2 separate regions of the Homo sapiens genome follow, and region 1 is linked to region 2. The links are chromatin loops, found by intact Hi-C in ENCODE. Cell type or tissue: dorsolateral prefrontal cortex. All regions are shown on one strand. Each heading gives the region's core, and the rest is flanking DNA. Links, peaks and the distances in the headings are about the cores only.

The links. Hi-C counts contacts between places; a loop is a spot of excess contacts. Peaks named below come from ENCODE experiments on the same cell type or tissue, not always from the same donor. Only the 100,000 strongest peaks of a DNase experiment are listed, where the experiment ranks them.
Region 1: a loop joins it to region 2, with 2.9 times the contacts of the local background. A loop is called at or near these places in 3 of 110 quality-filtered maps.

Annotation. Positions count from the first base shown.
Region 1 is chr12:13,449,302-13,456,684 of GRCh38, reverse strand. No RefSeq gene overlaps it. Among named protein-coding and RNA genes, the nearest start is that of LINC01559, 76 kb to the right of the region's middle. In dorsolateral prefrontal cortex, for the core only: no CTCF peak of the experiment used is centred there; DNase peaks (open chromatin) are centred at 3,265 and 3,552; H3K27ac peaks cover 418 bases.
Region 2 is chr12:13,531,499-13,538,881 of GRCh38, reverse strand. It overlaps GRIN2B (glutamate ionotropic receptor NMDA type subunit 2B), which reads left to right. Exons shown (of 14, transcript NM_000834.5): 14 at 1-1,545. Among named protein-coding and RNA genes, the nearest start is that of LINC01559, 160 kb to the right of the region's middle. RefSeq lists a silencer at 4,913-5,207. In dorsolateral prefrontal cortex, for the core only: CTCF peaks have their summits at 3,705 and 3,913 (motif pointing right); a DNase peak (open chromatin) is centred at 3,941; H3K4me3 peaks cover 685 bases.

The DNA.
Region 1 (7,383 bases), core at 1,136-6,135, 82 kb after region 2:
ATCCCAGGACCACAGACTGAGGACCTGCTCTGACCTCCAAGGCTACTTAGACAAGGCAGCATATGCAGGCAGAGTCAAGATTATTAGTGGGGTCTCCTATGCTGTCAAGAGGGAGATAACCATTACCTGAGCCACTTCACAAGCCCACCAGCTCCTCCACAGAGCCCTCCCTGTGATAATTCTTTTCTTGTCACTTGTCATTCTGAATCTGTTTAGCACCTATGTTATCCTGCCTTACAGGTACACATAGAGTTTATGTGTTGCCATGCACAAAGATTAGAAGAGTCTCGACAGTAAAACCATATCACGTTTGTATCATCACAGGGTCTAGTATAGTGTCATTCATCAAGGGTCCAACAGTGAGTCAGTCAACAAAGACGTACAGTTCATTGTTTTTTTAAATACCAGGCTACACTCAGAGAAGATGTTCCATGGGAAGCAGGTTGATGTTGAGATTTGATTTGTGTGGTGGTTTCCCAGGGGCTGCTACGCAGTGAGTGGCTTAGAACAACAGAAATTGATTGTCTCACAGTTCTGGAGGTTGGAAGTCAGAAGTCAAGGTGTTAACATGGTTGGTTCCTTCTGAGGGCTGTGAGACAGAATCTGTTTCAGGCGTCTTTCCCAGCTTCTGGTAGCCTCACACGTTCTTTGGCTCATAGATGATGTTCTCCCTGTGTCTTCACGTCATCTTTCTTCTACGCACAGCTGTCTTTATCTCTAAATTTCCCTTTTTCGTGAGGACACCAGTCATATTGTGTTAGGGCCCACCCTAATGACTTCATCTAAATGTGAGCATTTGCAAAGACTCAATTTCCAAATAAGGTCATAGTGACAGGTCCTGGGGGTTAGGACTTGAGCATTTTTTGGTGCATATAATTCAACCCATAATAATTGTATTTGTGTATTTACAGATTCAGAGAAAGGGCATTTCAGGCTGTAGATAGGAAATAAGCTAAGGCATGCAGATAAGAAGGGTGGGATTTGTGTGTTTGAAAGAGTACATGGTCTCCTTCGGTTCTGTGATTGGAATAATATAATGAATGTAAGTACATCTGAATTGTATGCCCATGTACATGAAATTTGTTTGCATATAAAGTTCCCAGTATAGACTCTGACTCACTTTTTAAGTCTCTGGTTCTAGATTTGCCTCATGTGTGTTTCAAGAGGTTACAGTTGGCTTAAAATACTGCCTTGGTATGTTTAGCACCCTTTCTAGTTTCACATAGGTGAGACACCACCTGATGTAATAGGGTGCCCTTTGTGACAGGTTGGTAGGAACTTTGATCAGGAAGAGAAATCAGCATAGATGGACTCTCAGAAAAGGAGACTGACACCTCAACCGTCAACTCCCCCTAAAACATTATGTAAACCAGGCTTATTTCCCATTCTGCAAGCATCGTGCTCTGTCCTGGATTGACAGCTCCCAGGAGAGTGGCATGTGCAGCCTGCTCAAAGCTAAGAGTAGAGTTTGTCAATCTCATCTTCATTCAAGCACCACCTAATCCTTCAGCATGCTGTAGCTGTGACCCAAGTACCACTTCTGAGAAGTGCCACAGGGCCACATGTAAACAGATGCTTCACAGTGTTTTTTTGGTGTTGACAATGGTGATGGTAGAGGTGATTCTGGCAGAGCTCTGACAGTGGTGGTTATAGTTCTAGTGACAGTAATGATGGCAAATGTAATGTGTTAAGCCATTACTTCAGTGAGTGTCACATGCCTGAAGCTTGGCGAGAAGTGGAATGAGGCTGCAGAACTTTTTATATCCTTCCCAATGCCTAGCCCTAGGCTTTTCCTACAGTGGATGCTAAGTCAATACTTGTTAATTAGATACATTATTATTCAATGTGATTCTTATTGAGTTCACAGTTCCATGCTCAGGAATTGAATCCTCACTCTGCAATTTATTAACTCTTTGATCCTACAGAATTTACAGCAACAAGTGTTGATACTTGATCTGGATATAGTGAGCCTTCAGTTAATGGACTCTTAGTATTATTATCCTCATTTGGGATTTACTAAAAAGCAACTTAGAGCTCTAACAGGCTAGTCATAGAGGCTGGGAACCTCTTTGCCCACTTTAAACACCAGTATAGCAGTGGGTGAACTGAAGGGGCACTACCATATCTCTACAATTGATACCCATCTGCCTCTGCCCCTACACAATGCTAGCTGTGGGTTTGCAGTGAAGTTTATAAATGACCAACATGCCAATAAAGTGACCCTCAATAAAGGACTGAAATTGTTGTTATTGATTCATTAAATCAAACCTCATTAGCTGTGACTAATATCTCTATGCCCTCTGTCTTAGGGAAGGAGGGGCTAAGGAGTTGACTTAGGCATCAACTTCCTTTCCCCATTGCAGCATTTCTCAGAGAAGTCAAACAAGAAGGCACAGGGAAGGGCCAGCGCCTCGTCAACAAACAGGTTCTGCATCAGCTTGGACTGGATTGCCTTTTGGATAGTGTATTAGTCCGTTTTCACACTGCTGATAAAGACATACCCAAGACTGGGTAATTTATAAAGAAAAAGTTTTAATGGACTCACAGTTCTGCGTGGCTGGGGAGGCCTCACAATCATGGTGAAAGGCAAAAGGCACGACTTAAATGGTGGCAGACAAGAGAGAATGAGAACAAAGTGAAAGGGGGAACCTCCTTTTAAAATAATCAGATCTCATGAGACTTATTCACTACCATGAGAACAGTATGGTGGAAACTGCCCCCATGATTCAATTATCTCCCACCGGGTCCCTCCCACAACACATGGGAATTATGGGAACTACAATTCAAGATGAGATTTGGGTGGGGACACAGCTAAACCATATCAGATTTTTTTTATCAACTTCTTTCTTTTCTACTGATTGCCTACCCCTTTATATCCTCTCCCCATTCCCTCAGCGAGGTATTAAATTAACTCAGCTAGTTTCCACCCAAATAAGAACGGGAGCCATATTCAGGAAAAGGCCAATATCCATTTACAGTGACTTATATATGAAGATATTGCATATCTTTCAAGAAAGTTGTAAGTAGCAAGCTTAGAGAGGAGATATGTCCCTCTCTCTTCCTCCCTCCCTCTCTGAGGCCTTCAGATTTTAAACACACACACACACACACACACACACACACACACACACACACTTATAAGCAGCTCTTGAGGGTGAAGTGATGCCTTAGAAGAGGAGGCAGGTGCATAGGCAGAGAGTTTATGTCCCACGCAGCGTGATCAGCCCTGATGGAGGTACAAACAATTTGCTGTGAAAACCTGAATGAGTCCAGCTGGGAGGATTGGAGAAGTCAGCTGCAGCCCATTTCAATCAGGGCTTTGTTTTTCCCAGCTTTGTTAGTAGCTGATTGTCTCAATTTTGGTTAGATCTGAATCAGCTGTTAGCATTGTGGACCGATCCAGAACAGCTATGCTCCCATGTTTCTTAACAATAGCTCACATTTATTTAGTGCAGCTTTTCCACAACCTCCACCATATATTATTTTATCCTCCTATGATCCCTATGAGCTAGCTCTGGCAGAAACCAAGGGTGGCCAATGCTGAGCTCAATGCTGCCACCCAGCAGGGGGAACTCAATGTGTGGGATTGGCTGAACGGGATTGGCTGGCCATGTGGATGAAGGAAAGCACCTATTTAGGTCAGTGGCTTTCTTAAAATGTCAGGGGTCTTTAATACCAGATGAGAAACAGAATCCAGCCTTTCAATGTTTTTGTCCACTTCTCTCACTCCATCTTTATGTGGATGGGGGGAAGGGGGAGAGCATATAAAGGGGTAGGCAAATCAGCAGAAAAGAAAGAAGTTGATAAAAGAATCTGATATGGTTTGGCTGTGTCCCTACCCAAATCTCATCTTGAATTGTAGTTCCCATAATTCGCACGTGTTGTGGGAGGGACCCTGTGGGAGATAATTGAGTCATGGGGGCAGTTTCCCCCATACTCCATCCACATAGTCAGGAATCAGCCATTCACAAGGTGGGATTGGTGTTCTTCCCCAAAATTCCCAACCTTACTGGAGTTGACTTATTTTTCATAGGACCTCATGGTTATTTTCAGTCTCCATATTAATCTGCAGATTTCAGTAGAACAATGAAGAAAACATATTTTGATTGTCAGTATCATCACCTCCATTATCAAAATTCATGTGGAAAGGCTATGAGCTATATAAGACATTTGCATTGATTAAAGTCACCTTTTTGCACTTCTGTTCCATTGCCAGACAGACTTCTTATTACTTGTGGCCCCAAGGTTGCAAGCAGAAATTATTTATGTATTTGTATATTACTTAAATGTATACTTAATTTTTTATACAGAAGATGATATAGTCACAACCTTAAAGACATAGAAGAAAATCACTTAAAAACTCTTACAGCATTAATACCAGGTTCATTTATTCATGTCACCTTCCCAGATCTGTCATACTGCATAGTGACAATTACAATGATAGTTTTGGACTATTTTTGTAAATCTTATTTCATCAGTTACTAGTCTATCAAAAATATTTTCCATATTGTTCCATAGACATTACAGTTATAATTATCATTTTAATAATATATTATTCCATCAGAGTGATCAATCATCATTTATTGACTCTTGAGTCCCTCATGGTTAGTCATTATTTCCAGTTATTTGTTATCATAGATAACACAGCAGTGAAGATATTTTAATCACAGACCACAGTGGTTTTATTTTGATGCCTATGACTCATGCTGATGCCCAGGGGTTTCATTTGTAGAATTCAGCAATGTTCATTATATAGTTACTACGTGCTGAATGTTATGTTATGAATACTAGAATATTATACAATTCTTTCCTTCAAGAAATGTTGAGCTTTGTTGGGAATGAGATAAAGGCACATGAGGCCACAGGAAGCTGTATGAGAAAGCACACTACGACATCCTCATACTGGACAGACACCAGGGGCTCTGAGCTCTTTGAAAAATGTGCGCGTCAAAAGGGATGGTTGGAAGGCAGACAGAGGACAAAGCACAGCATCCACTTTGTCACTGCTCAAGACGCCCCTGGGGGGCTGGTGCCTGCCCTCACCATCTCTCAGAGCAAGACTACACTTCACCTACATTCTGACGCATTGCCAAGGCCAAAGATATTAGTGATGGGGAACAGGGGAACCCCAAACCATCAGGAGAAGGAACAGGATGAGGGGGTCAAGAGACAGAGACAACTCACAGAATTAGGTCTCAGGCTCAGGGATGGCATCGTGTTTCTGAGGTTGGCAGGAGTGGGGGCGGGGTTCACCAGGTGCCTCTGGTGCTGAAACCTGCACTACACAGGACAGAAAACTCCCTCAGGGCCAGGGCCAGGGCCAGGGCCAGGGCCAAGATACCTCAGGGGGACCAGACATCTGTGTTTGCCTCACTCTTCATGGAAGTAGAAAACCTGTCAGGAAGCACATTAATTCCCCATAGAACACTATGATGGTATTTCATTCAGATACCCATTTGACAAACATTTATTAGATAGCTACAGGGCTTCTGTGTTCCGGGAACCAAGCTAAACTTTGGAGCCATACATCTGAATAATATGTGGCTAATTTCAAGGATCTTATAATCTACTGAAGGAGACAGGCTTACCAACAACTACCTACCTTATCTGTAAGAGCAGAATAAAATGAGCTCTACAACTAGAGAAAGGAGTGGTGCATTTTGAGTGGAGCATCCAAGGAAGGATGGAGTAGATGTGGCATTTGAATAGGGCTTGGAAGGAGAGGATTCCCATAATCCCAGAATGGGACAGGCAGTAGGGAGGGCATCCAGCTTAGGCAATCCCAGGGGCACAAATGGGCAGTGAGCCTGAGTAACCATGAGTGGGCAGTTTGGGGGGAACAGAGTCTGCACCTGGAAATGTGCTGGATGCTGAGACTAGAAAAGTGGATGGGGCCAGATCCACTGATGCCAAAAAATGTGATCTGAGTTCTCCATCCATGGAGAGCTCCCAAAGGAGCCTATGAAGTTCCTTCACTCTTTGGAAGCCCTGGACTTAGCTTGGACTTATCCCCAGCTCCTTGTTACCCACCAATGTGCCATCAGACTATGATTCTCACCAGGGCCCTGGCATGTCCTGGAGCAATTGCAACCTTTGGCTCTGGCACCCAGCTAGCCACCCTTTGCCCTTACACATGAGGCTGGAGCACCTGTTCAAGCTTTGCTGTGCACCCACCTCCTGGCTCCCAGCCTTGCTTTGCCAGCCCAATATTGGAGCAGAGAGCTCCGGATGACTGAATCCACAAGCCTCTAGGAGAGAGTAGAATAAACCCTACATACACTAGGTCACCAAGGAACCAAGCCACCACAGTGGCTCTGAAACAGCATAGTTCCAGGAGTACGAAGTCAGGATGCTGCTTAAAGAGCCTCATTGGCCCTTTGCATTGCCTTCTCCAATCCATGTGGAATTGGGCATCATGCCCAGGACAAAAAGAACATGGTAGTGAAAAGGCCAGAGGCTTTTGGACAATGAGAAGCAAAGAACAGGAAAAAAAAATGTTTTCTAGTTCTAAATTCTAAGCCTCAGGGGGGCATCATTTACATGGTATCTCTGGGAGATTTGTTCACTCAGCTAAATTAATTGAGTAATTAGTATTTGCACAGCATTTTATTGAATGTTATTTTAGATGCAGAGGTGAAGCTGATAGACCTTTCTCTCAGGAACATAGAGTGTTCAATACAAAATGAGACATAGCCTTAAGAGAATGCATGGGAAGGGCCATAACCTGTGAGGAGGAATTGATTTCTTCCAGCTTGGAGAGAGAAAGAGGCGAGGCAGAAGAAAGCTTCAGAAAGAAGGTGATATTTGAACTGGGGGAAAGCAGGGCATTGAAACACAAGTGGAATTTGGGCAGAGGCAGAAGGGGGTGGGGTGAAGAGAGCCATCCAGGCAGTGGGGACAGAGAGGTTTACAAGCCCAGCAGCTGCTTGAGCTCAGACATGCCACCTTTCATTTCAGTATCCTCCATGCCTTGCCCAGAAGTTCAATATCTAGTGAGTCAATGAATGAGGGAGTGATAAAGAAAAAGTAGTTTGATTTAGTTGAAACATAGGGAACATGAAAAGAGTAACGAGAAATAATGTTGCAAAGGCCACACCTTGAATGGATGTGGATTTTATTCTGCAGGGAAGAGAAGAGCCATTGAGAGGTGTTTAGCAGGGTTAGGACATGATGAAAGCGGTGCTTCAGGCAGATTAACCTGATACGTAAGACTGATTTGAGGGAGGCAGAGAGACCATTGGGAAGGTTACTGCTGCAGTCCAAGCAAGAGGTAATAAGCACCTGAATTAGGGCAGCAGCAATGAGAACAGAAGAGGGGACAGGTGAGGGAGAGAACAGGGAGGCAACATTGACAGCAGATGGGCTGTTGTGGGGGAGGGCGAA
Region 2 (7,383 bases), core at 862-5,861:
AAATCTTGGCTCTGATTTTTCTGTTGTTTTTGTTTTTTTGTTTGTTTTTTTTTTGTTTGTTTGTTTTTTAAGAGGGTCTTGCTCTGTCATCCAGGCTGGAGTGGAGAGGTATGATTACGGCTCACTGCAGCCTTGACCTCCCAGGCTCAAGTGATTCTACCACCTCCGCCTCCTGTGTAGCTGGGTACTACTGGTGCATACCACCACACTGGGCTGATTTTGTATTTTTTGTAGAGACGGGGTTTCACCATGTTGTCCAGGCTGATTCTGAACTCCTGGGTTCAAGTGATCTGCCTGCCTCGGCTTCCTATGATGCTAGGATTACAGGTGTGAGCCACTGTGCCCATCTTGGCTCTAGTTTTAAATAAGGAAGCTTGCGAGTATTTATCTGGATTATGGTGGGAACCTCCAGTAGGATATCATGAAAGCTTTGATCATGATCACAACACCTTCAATAAAACAAAGACTCCAATGACAAGGGTGAGTGCCAGAACTTCCTGAGACTATGCCAAGTGTCTGTTCTTTATACAGCCTGCCTCACCCACACCTGGAATCTCTTAAATGGATTAGCTCAGAGCACCTGTGTCCTACATGCCCTTGTGCCACCCTGAAGTCCACTGCAAGGGACTATCAGTAAGACCAGTCTAATGAAAGGCTGAGGGAGCACCCGGTTGTGTCCCCATCAGCCAACTGTTCCGGAAAGATGAGCCTCCTTGGCTGTCCCAGGATTGACACTCTTCCCCTGCATACATCACTAGGAAGGTAGAACCTACCCTGAACACTTGATTTGAATATTTCTATTCCCCTATTCTTTTACAAATGCAAACTAATTCTTTCAAAAATATAAATGATCCTCTGAAAGAAATTTCTTGTGGAATTCTGGAATGACCAAGAAGATGGGAAGAGACCACCAGAAAAGTGGTTCTGAGAGTCTGCAGGGCCTGTCAAAAAAATTATGCCAAAGCTATCATTTGTGGCCTGCATCAAATCATCTAGACTTCCGTTTTCTTATCTTGAAACCCAGATGTTGGTCTATCTGCCCTCCCCATCAAAGGTTACCTGGAGCAGTAGTTCTCAGTTTTACATAGTGGAGTCATCTGAGTATTTCTGAAATGCTGATGCCTGAGTCTCATCCCCTAGAGAGTCTCATTCAATTGTCCTGGGTGGCTGGAGGGGTTAGGGGTTGAAAACTTGCCCAGGTGATTTTAATATACAGCCAGAATGTGAACCACTATGTATGTGCATCTGGGGAAAGCGGGCCTCCTATTTACTTCTAATCCCATTATATGTGGCAGCTGTTTGTTGTCACTCTCCTCTCACCATGGACAACTATTCACAGCACAGACAGTCACCCTTTGGAACTCCAGGACCTCTTTCCTCTTCCATTTGGAGCTGAAGAATGGACATAACGGAAGCACCATTTTATGATTACAGCCTCGTTCTCTAATTCTGCCTATCCCCAGCATACACGGCTAGATATAGACATACTGCAAAGCTCCTCTATGTAAAGGAAATTCTACACATAAAATTTAAACTTGGAATCGACCTTAAATGTGACTATTCTCATGATTATGGGAAGAAAATCAAAACTATAAACTTACTCCACAAGGTTGGTTCATTGGCCATAATTCCTGGACTTACTCCTCAATTTAAAATCTATGATCTTCTAAAAAGGCACCTTTTTTTTCAGCTCTACATAGCCTGGGTCTTGATTCTCTAACCCCCTCAGTTAGGGAAACCTATCCACATTGATGTTCTTTGCCTGGAAATTAGTCCCTTCCCCTCTTCCAGGCAAACTCTAGGACACTGTAGTTCCCTCAAGCACATGCCCCATAGTCGGAATAATTGTCTGACATCACAGGGGGCTTCATCAGGACAACAAAAGGTGGGCTTTGCTCCTCCACATCCAATCTTCTTTTAGATGTGCCCACGAGAGCAGGGGGTATATTTTTTCCTGGTTGACCAGTGGACACCTCTGGTATTATTCCACAAATAAGGGATTCTAAATCAAAGGTCAAAAACTGGTGTCCTGAAGACTGATTCTGACCTCAAAATCAGTCAGGAAACTGGTTTTGTGAGACGGGCACTGCTTTTTGAATATTCAGATTTGTGTGCCTCCAGAGAGTATCTGCTCTCTAGTTTGGGGCAGCCCCTACCATTTCTTATGACCTGTCTCACCTCAGGAAGCAAGTGAGTCTGCAGTAACTTCCCCTTTCCCACCACTGGCCCTCAACACACCCACGTACACAGGTCCCTTCTCCTAGCTGCAGCAATAGACTCTTCAAAGCCGTATTTATACCAGAGAAATAGTATTTCTTCTTTCAGAGAAAAGCAGTGCCAATTTTTTTGTTTTTCCTTCTGCTGTCGGTCTAGGTACTGACGTCCCTCAAATGAATAATAAAACAGCCACCATGTGGGGGCTATTTTATTAGTCATTGATGGGACCTCAGTACCTCATTACCATGGGGCTACTTACATGGTGTCTACACTGCTTAGCTATACACACTCTCGAAAGCTTTGAACGTCAAGATTGTTCTCTTTCTCTTTTGCCTTTTCTTGAAATTAATGTTTGTATAGATTTTTCTCTAATCCCACTGCACACAACAGTGTGATTATTTATCCTATCCAAGAAACCTCTCAGTTATCAGAGAAGAGGAAATTTTTTTCTTTCAAGTTACATCCAAAATAACTATCATTTAATGTGCACCTACCATATTCTAGTCCCTTTCATTCATTATCTCATGTGATCCTCTTAATACCTCATTTTACAAATGTTATTACAGTATTGAGGTTTGGAGAGATTTGTCAACTTGCTCAAAGTCATACAGCTATTAAGTGAAAGATCAGCAGTTCAAAACCAGTGATGCACATTTCCAAGCTCTTATCACTCAAACCACCTCACAGATCTACTGCAAAAAGTAAACTAGACAATGAACATGAAGCTATTCTGCAAACTGTAAAGTGCTGAGGATAAATGTAATGTGGTATCATTCTGTCTAGCAACACCTTGATCATTGACTTGCCCCTTTCTGATGCTCAACAATTAGTTCCTTATACTCCCTTAGGCACCAATCTTGGCAGATCTTGTCCCTTTGTAACTCTTTGTGTTTGAGGGTTTTTGCTTTGTTCAGAGTATCACGTTGGGTAGCCATTCTGAGAAAGTCATGAAGAAATGGTCTTTGCAAGAGAGAATCACCACCACCACTGTCAACATAAACATTAACTATTGGATACTTAATAATGGCCAGCACTGCACTAAACATTTTACATATATTGTCACATCTGCTGTTTATAATAACGCTGGGGAAAATGTATTTCCCTCCCAACTCCTCATTTTACAAAGGAGGAAATCAAGGTGCAGTGATGTTACTTAGCCAGCTTGGAGTTGCACAGTGGAACAGATCTATCTTAACCCAGAATTTTTCTGTTATGGAGCCTTTGAAGGCCACAGTGCTCCTAAAAATGTCATTTCTGAGGCAGCTTTATTTCTTGTCAACGTCTAGTCCAGAGGTTTTCAACTCTGGCTGTATATTAGCGTTACCTAAGGAGATTTTGAAGTTGCAGATGCTAAATACTCAGTAATTTGTAAAAACTCTTTGGGGGGTGCTCAGCTGGAGCCAGGGCTAGAAACAAGTGGTCTCAGTTAATGCCAGCAAAAATGAATCAGGGCCAGGAGAAGGGAAAGAGGCTGGTGCAAATACCTACAGCCAGAGGGAATGCACAGAGGGTTCACAGTAAGAATATAGGAAACCCAGAAATATTATTTACCCAATATGTCCTTTGAGGTGTGTCAGTTACTAATCTGGGGCTTCCACATTCACCCGTGTCCTTCTTGCCTTACTTTGTGATCCTGGTGGTCTCTGTAAGCTACAGCTCTCCTTTGCCAGCCTCTCTATGCTAGGCTCTGCCAATAGAGGGCGCCAGAGGGAGCCTGGGAGACTGGTGGATGAAAGGTTTTTTGTTTTGTTTTGTTCAGTTAGCAAGCCAGCCCCTCTGTGGGCATCTGGCTCCTGACGTCTCCCTAACTCTCGTGGGCAGTTCCCCCATCCCAGGATGGCTTTCTGCCCGTTTCTTTCTTGTGCAGCAGCCATGCCCTTGCCATGGTCTTAGTCTTGAATCTCAGCCTTGCAGAGCTCCCCTCTCAGCAGAAAGTCCCTTCCTTGTTCACGTTCCCTCTATCCCAGAGTGGAAGTCATTCTCTGTAGTTGCTACTCACATTACAACTCAGGGTTCTCTTTCACCCTTTCACAAAACCATTATGCAGTTAACAATTCCTTAACTTTTCCCTGCTCAAATTCTTGCTTTGGTCAGTTGCCTCAACTGGACCATGGCAGGTATATTGGAACACTCTCTTTATAACTCTGCTGTCAGATCACAAAGTGAGATGAAGGAAAAGTTTGCACAGGCTCCCCTCATGAAGCCTGGGAGAGCATGCCCCTTTAAGGAATGGGATCCGTTTCAATGATTCTGGTTAAGAAAAGGCTGCATGAGCTACTGGCGTATTTATTCTGTAACCAACCGCTAATGCCAGACTTTTTCTTTGCTTTCATTGCTATATCACAATGGTAAAAGAATTGACTTAATTAATTTGCAGCCTGTACATAATGAGAAGAATATTTCCTGACAGCTTTATAGAGAGGATGATAGTTACATAACATTAGTTACATAATATATAATTTATAATTTATTTTCTATAAAACTCATTTAATAATAATATCACTTATATAAGTAGATGCTTGTATATCTATCTGCTTTATATTTATTCTGTTGGTTGTGGTGGCAGTGGAGGAAAAAAGGATATCTTCATTATTTTGTCTGTGTAGCTTTTTTCTTAGGATAAACCTACTGGCAGATTTTGATAAAGCTGTTCTGATCTAAGTTAACAACGATCACAAAGGTTATGTGGGGACTGTGGAGATGATTATGGCGCAGGACCTATGAGAAAATTCTAGGGGAAGAGCAGGTCTGCCACTGCTTCTACTCATTTGCATTCACTCATTCATCCGAATATTTATTGAGTGAGCATGCAATGTCTGCTATGTGCCAGGCATTGTTCTAGGAGTTAAAGATCTAGCAGCTTGCAAAAGAGACCAGCAGTCCTGCCCTCAGGAATATACATGCCAGTGCTTCCTTGGGCAAAGTCTTGGAAAGCCATATATGGCCCCGACAAACTTGGGTTTGTCCCAAGTGGGAGGCTACTTGTGCCCACTGCATTTGGTCTCGCAGAGCCTTAAGGATGTAGGTCTGATTACTCATCCTGGAAAGTGCTACCTGTGCATGTGGTGCCAGCTTCAGTGGAGAAGCCTTTGAGTCTGGGGTGGAAGCATGAAATCCTCTTTAGAGAAGGGGATACTCTTGCAGAAGACTCATTTTGAAAGAGTATCTTCACAGCAGATTAGGAAAGCCACACCTGAATTGAAGTGAAAAAGAGACACAGGCATATATAAAAGTACAGAAAATGCTAGACTTGGGGATGTGGGAGGGGAGAGATAGAAAAGGGCAGGTGACTCAGGAAGAGAAATCGCTTCTATACATTGGTCTTTTTGAGTCTCACCACAGCCTTGACAGGTAGGTAGGCAGGCAGCATTATCATCATGTTACAGATGAGGAAACTAGGGGAAGTGACTTTTCCAAGGCCACACAGTGAGAAGTGGACCCCAGGTTTCCCAAGTCCAGTGCACTCTCCATTGTACCATGCAACTCTCATGATGATTGGCATGGATAATTGCAGAAATTTAGGAGAGGAAAAATGTAACATACGGTGATGAGAATGATGCCGCAGAAGCGAAGGTATAATGGAACCAAATATACAGACAGAAGCATACCCTTCCTCATAACTTTGATCTAGTCACTACTATAAAACCTTCACATGAAGAAAACAACTTAGCAGATCCTTTCTAAACATTTACCAGCAAGAAATGGATTGCATGAACCCACAAAACTTGCCCTGGCTCTCCTTACCTCACCATAACAGTGTCATGGTGCTGACATCTTATTGCACCGACATGCCTGAGGAAATACCAAAGTGAGAGCTGAATGTAGTCACGTTTCTGCTACTCTACAATTTGATCTCCCCACTCTGCTTGCACTGTGTCCCTCCCCATTCTCCCTATGAAATCAACAAGTACACAATTTTTCCTAGGGACAGGAAAATGTACCAGATTCTTGGCGAAGTCATTGCCTCCTGGTATTTCAGGCTCTAAATTATTTCTACGTCATCCTGTAGTGTCTGTAAGGTGGTCATCCCCTCTCTCCCACATCACTCCACAAGTCACTGCCATTTCTATTTAATCGGAAAAGAAAAAATGAGGGAGGGAGTCTCTAGGCTGCCATGTAGCCGCTAGAGGAATTCATGTCACCCTCCCCAAACCAGCCTTGGCCACCGGGAAGCTCTCATGCCGTATTGAATCCGAAGCGCGTGGACCCTTATTATCAGAAGATGAAGCTCCCAGATTCACCCAGCATCACTGATCTTGTGCCCTGCAGTGGGCCCTGAGCCATAGTGGCTTTTACCTTCAAGGGTGAACATCAGGGAAGTGGGATTCAAAGAAGAGATTGCAAAGCAATTGAGGGGAAAGGAAAGGTGAAGGCAACAGCTCACTTGGGGAGAGAGGTCTTCTCAAGAGAGTTTGGAAAAAGGATTGGATGCTTCACTGTATGATTTTGTGAGGACTGGCAGAAGGGAGGGTACAATGAAACCAAATATAGATACAGACATCCTTCCTTCCCTATGATTAAGTCACCCATCCCAGTAGCAAAACAAAACAAAACAAAAACATAGAATGCCAAATCTTCCTCTCCTTTTCCACATGGAGGTGAATGTCAGACATGGGTCAGGTCTCTATTTTTAATTCAAAGCTTTGTCTTCCTACTTAGTTTTCTTATTTAACCTACTTCAGGCCTTAACTTCATCACCCTGGCATGAGAATCCCTAGGAAGGAAGATGACAGGATTCTCCAAATTGGCAGGATCAGACAGACACCATGACCCCAAGGGAATGCTTTCCAGGTTAGGCAGGCTGTCCCCCAGGCCTGCCTTCAAGGAGGCCCTCCCAGCTCTCCTGTCTAACTTTTCATCCTAAGAATGTTGGCTCACAAACCAGAGGGGGTCACACCATGGGCCTGGAGGCTGTGTCAATGTGCTGATGCTTCCGGATAGATCACAGCCATCTCTTGTACCAGCTTCTCCCCCTGCAAAGCCTGGACCCAGGTTCTCCTTTAATCTACATGAACTCCTTTTAGCCACTCTGCCCATCAGATTAGAGCCCTGCTTTTCAGGGAAAGGGGCACAAAATGCCTCCAGTCTTTCACCATCTCCATAGCAAAGAGCAAAAAGCTTCACTTCTTAGCATCTTGTGGGAAAGTAATAGGCACTGTACTCTTA